Linked DNA regions of Homo sapiens: region 1 is linked to region 2. A link is a loop called in an ENCODE intact Hi-C map of the cell type or tissue named here. Cell type or tissue: heart right ventricle. All regions are shown on one strand. Region 1 overlaps BCR (BCR activator of RhoGEF and GTPase). Region 2 overlaps BCR (BCR activator of RhoGEF and GTPase).

Region 1 (2,500 bases), 50 kb before region 2:
TTAAATTGTTTCTTTGGGTAAGGCCAGTCAAGTGAAGCAGGGGAACATTTTAACCATTTTTATCCATACAGTTCTGTGGTGTTGACTACATTCACATTGTTGTACGACCATCACTACTGTCCATCTTGAACTTTTTCATCTTCCCGACTGAAGCTCTGTACCCAGTGAATAATAACTCCCCATTCCCTGCCCCCAGCCCCTGGCACTGCCATTCTCCATCTGTGTCTCTGAATTCAGCTATTATAGATACCTCATGTAAGTCCAGTCCTGTGGCATTCGTCTTTTTGTGATTGGCTTATTTCACTGAGTGTAATGTTACCAATGTTCATCCATGTGATGGCAGAAATTGTGTGGATTTTTTTTTTAATGGAGTTTCACTCTAGGCTGGAGTGCAGTGGCGTGATCTCTGCTTACTGCAGCCTCTGCCTCCCCAGTTCAAGCTTCAAGAGTCTCCTGCTTCAGGAGTTCAGGATTCTCCTGCTTCAGCCTCCCGAGTAGCTGGGATTACAGGTGTGCACCACCACACCCAGCTAATTTTTGTATTTTCAGTAGAGACGGGGTTTCGCCATGTTGGCCAGGCTGGTCTGGAACTCCTGACCTCAAGTGATCCACCCGTCTTGGCCTCCCAGAGTGCTGGGATTATAGGCATGAGCCACTGCTCTGGGCCAACTGTGCTTTTTGAAGGCAGGAATAACTGGTTCATTTCTGGGTGTCCCAGGGAGCCTGGTTCTGAGCTTTACACATAGCACATACTGGAAGAGCCCTTCCTCCTTTTCATAGCCCATGGGGTCAGGACTGGGGACTTTTACTGATCATTGGAAAGTGACTTATCAATTACTCGGTCTTTTTCTCATTTCATCCCTGTAGTTTACTTTCTGAGGATCTTTTTTTTTTAAGTGGCTTAAAATACTTTTTTTTTTTTTTTTTTTCACAGTTCTCTGGTTGGCTAGGCAGTTTTCCTGTTGTGGGCCCACTGGGCTGAAATAGGACGGTCTAGTTAGCCTCACCCACACATTCTGTGATTGCAGGCTGATTGACATTGGGGAGGAGGGGCTGTCTTATTTGTGTTGCAGCTGGCTCGATATCAGTTGGGACAGCAGACGTTTCTCCTTCTCTTTCTCTCTCTCTCTCTTTTTTTTTTTTTTAATAGAGATTGGATCTCCCTATGTTGCCCAGGCTGGCCTCGAACTCCTGGGCTTAAGCAATCTACCCACCTCAGCCTCCCAAAGTGCTGGAATTACAGGCGTGAGCCACCACACCCAGCCTCCTCCTTTTTCTTTTTTTCCCCCATTGAGACATAATAATTGTACCTATTTAGAGGGTGTGATATTTTGATACATATCTGCAATGCATAATGATCAGATTGAAGTGATTAGCATATTCATCACCTCAAACACATTTATTATTTGTTTATGCTGGGAGGTCTGAGGAATTCTTGATTCAAACACCCAGCCCAATGTGCCTGTCAACTTTCTTCCAGGTGTCAGTTGTGAGACGGGACAGATCTTGTGTTTCTTCATGGACTTCATGTGAGTGGCTGCCCTGTGTTTTCACATTTTTATTAAGCAGCTTAATTTGCCCTTTGAATTCCGGTGATGAGTTGGCGCCAGAGTGACCACTGCATTGTTTTTCCCTTGGGTGATGGGCTGGACTGGCAACCAGTTTGAGTGAGTAACTGTGGGGCAGAGAAAGGTCACCTGGGCCTGGAGTTGGCTCCATCGTCATCTCTTAAGGCCAGAGCCTCGTGGCCACCTCTCAGTTGAGTACAGGCTCCTTTCCATGGATGGAGACAGAGTGGGCAGATCTGGGTGGAGTCTGAGGCCGCTAAAGGCATCAGCAGCACAGAAGCAGAGTCTAGATCAAATTTTACAAGCGTTCTCTGGTTCAGGAAGGCTGACTTGTTTTGGGAACAGAATGGAGCATTCTGAAACATTTCACTGAAGAAGGAGCTGGGAGTGCTGTTGATTTGACTGGGTTCAGGGGAGCATGCCTTATCCATGACTCCCTTTTGCTTAGTTTGTTGCTTCTAGCTTTATAGCCTCCTTCCTTCCTTGGTTGGAAGTCCTGTGGCTGGGAGGGCTTGTGTTTGTGACTGCTAACCTCACCAGGACAAAGAGCCCAGGTGAGCTATGTGCTTGAGCACACTTGGGAGAGGACACAGCAGTGCATGAGGCCCAGGCTGCAGCTCACCCCTGTGGTTTGAGAGGGTCCCCTGTTTAGAGTGAATGAATGGGCATCTTGGAAGCTTTCTCAGGTTACCAAAGAGTAGGTCTGAGTTTTGGCTGAGGCTGCTGCTTTTTGGGTCAAGACTCGGGGTGGTGGTGGATTAAATTAACTATGAACCCCAGGGAATATCTTGACCCTGACTGGAATACAACTGTTGTGGCTCAAGTAGGTTTTTTTTTTCCCCTTTTGAAAAGTGTAGTTATTTTAATTAAAATACAATATCCATGTAACATGTTAGAAGTTTGTTATTTTTATTATTGTAAAATTCATGTTA
Region 2 (2,500 bases):
CCACCTGCAGCCTCATCTCCACCCTGCCGCACTCTATGACTGAGCAGCACAGGGCGCCAGGGGATGTTTGTCTGCACTGCTGCTGTGTTGCTGACTTATGAGACCTCTTTGGAAGGGGCTCAACAGGTGAGGAGAGTGGTGTGAATCCACTTGTCCTAATAGACCACTCCAACTTTCTGAACATCCCAGGCTTTCCTGGTACAGTCCCCATCTTCCAGCCAAGAGGAGAGCATGGCTCAGGTGGGATTCAGGCGAGAACAGGGCAACGCACACCTACTAGCCAAGATACAAAGCACTTAATACAGGGAGGAGTCATGTGGGCAGAGCCCAGTGGGTCTGGGTTCCCCTCATGAGGACCGAGAGGGGACCAACACCTGTTAGATGTCTGCTGTGTTCCTGACGTTGGCCTGGGTGTGGGATGTGACTGGGTGTCTGTTGCTCTCCTTGGCAGGTGCCTGCCCTGGAGGTAAAGAGGCTGGGACAGTAACTTTAGGCAGTCAGCTGGGGTCTGTCTGTTAAGCAAGGAGCAGGAATCAGCCTTGTTCTCTACTGGCCTGTCTGGGAAGCGTGAACAAATTCTGTGTCTTGAATAGTACCCGAGTCAGTTGCCAGCCCTGTGCTGGCTCTGGCAGGGGGTAGCTGTGGAGGCAAGAGTGTTGGGCAGGGTGACCTGATTGAGCCAAGCTGTTATTCTTCCACCTGAGGATTTTCCAGAAGAAGTGCCAGGCTCAGAACCGGCGTCAGATACCTCTGAGAGCCTTTCCGGTTGCCACGGTTCTCCCAGGATCGTGGAGTTCTTGAAGGAAGGCCTTTTCCTGGCGTGTCTGCAGTGGCATGGTGATATAGCCACGCCGCCCCTGTTTGTGAGTTGAATCTCTGCAGAACTCACTTTTCCCAGGAGGTGCTTTCAGAATGCAGCATACCACAGTCCTCATCAGGATCTGCTCATTTGGCTGGGCTGGCAGGTGGCTGAGTTGGCTCCCGGAGCGGGTGTCTAGCAGCTGTGCTCATGGAGGCAGGCTGGGCGTGTGAATCTCACCTCCTCCCACGGCCCCCTGGGGAAGCAGGATAGGAGCTGGGCCTGGTTCCCGAGCCTGGCCGATTGGGAGTAACAGGTGGGATCTGGACCAGGTTGTCACACCCACAATGACAGCTGGGATTATCACCGTGGGTGGTAATTCCCACATGACAGTTTCGAGTTTCAGGTCAAGAGCTGGGTCCTCTCTCTCCTCTTGCATCTGGACAGAGAGATCCTTGCCGGCTGGTTTTCTGGCTCGTTCCTCAGCTGTTTTCTGTGGCCTGCAGAGTTTGCAGCCCCAGGGGAGTAAGGAAAGCTCTGCTCTGGCCTGATTTTTGCTGGAGAAGAGAAATGTGGAAGTCAGGGTGGTGGCCTTTGCAGTGGGTCAGCTTTGGGCTGCTGAGACGGGCGGCGTGAAGGCCGGCTTCCAGAGCCCTGGCTGGCCTTTGTAGTGGATGAGACGGACCAGATTGCCATGCTAGGGTCACCCGCTGACCTGCAGTGGCCTGAGCAGATACATGGCTCTGCCAGATTTCCTGAAGTGGAGCCCTCAGCCTCACACTGCATCCCCCAGAAGCCAGGCAAGAGGAGGTCATAAGGTTTTTCTGGAAAGGAGCGAAAGAGTGCGCTGCTAAATGTTGCAGGTGGGAGTGCGTGAACAGGTGAGGCTTCCGGTAATTATGACAAGTGATGCTTGTGCTTCTCAGTGCCGTTTCCTCCCTCTGATGGGGCCTGCTTGACACCTCGCAGGGAGCGTGGGTGGAGAGTGTCATTATCCCCATTTCATTGGTGGGAACATTGAGAGATGAAACGAGGAGTTTCATCTGCAGGCCCCTGGGCCCTCTGGTCATCCCGGTCATCCTGGTTGGTTTATTGTCTTGTTTTTTAAGGGGGATGATCGAAGAAAGCCTTGGAGGTAGGGTGGGGGAAGCTGGGAACAGAGGGAATTATATTTCCTTTTCCAAATACTTGTTTAAGAATGGAAGAGTTCCTGGCCACATAATCCATGTGCACAGATTTTCCGGGGGAAAATCCATTTGAGTTTAGACTTGGAGACCGTGCCACCTCCCGGTCTGTTCCTCAGGCTTTTGACATCTGCCCACACCTGGAACATCTTAAATTCTGGTGGAGAATACAAAACGTCACTCCCCTGCCCCAGCTCACCCCTAGTTCAGCCCCCCAGGATACCTGAAGTTGGGGATCCTCCTTCTTAGCTGTGGAGCTCAGGGTATGTTGGTTCCACGTCCAAACCTTCAACCTTCATCTGTAAAATGGGGTACTGATGGCTCCCTTGCAGAGGCCTGGGGATTCGAGGCAGCACTTCTGGCCCGTACCTGTTGCCATTTCTGCATGTTGTACCCCTGGCCCTGACTCAGGCTGGCGTCCTGAACACCTGTGCATCCACAACCCCATAAGCCTTCCAGGAGCACTATAGATCAGGGTGACCCAGGATTAGGCCGGGGGTGGGAATTACAGACTACC

The links. Peaks named below come from ENCODE experiments on the same cell type or tissue, not always from the same donor. Only the 100,000 strongest peaks of a DNase experiment are listed, where the experiment ranks them.
Region 1: it touches region 2 in a loop (5-fold over the local background); 53 of 110 quality-filtered maps call a loop at or near these places.

The regions. Positions count from the first base shown.
Region 1 is chr22:23,186,369-23,188,868 of GRCh38, forward strand. All of the region lies in intron 1 of BCR (BCR activator of RhoGEF and GTPase), which reads left to right. Among named protein-coding and RNA genes, the nearest start is that of BCR, 7.1 kb to the left of the region's middle. In heart right ventricle, no CTCF peak of the experiment used is centred here; no DNase peak of the experiment used is centred here.
Region 2 is chr22:23,236,284-23,238,783 of GRCh38, forward strand. All of the region lies in intron 1 of BCR (BCR activator of RhoGEF and GTPase), which reads left to right. Among named protein-coding and RNA genes, the nearest start is that of BCR, 57 kb to the left of the region's middle. In heart right ventricle, no CTCF peak of the experiment used is centred here; a DNase peak (open chromatin) is centred at 1,118; H3K27ac peaks cover 1,390 bases.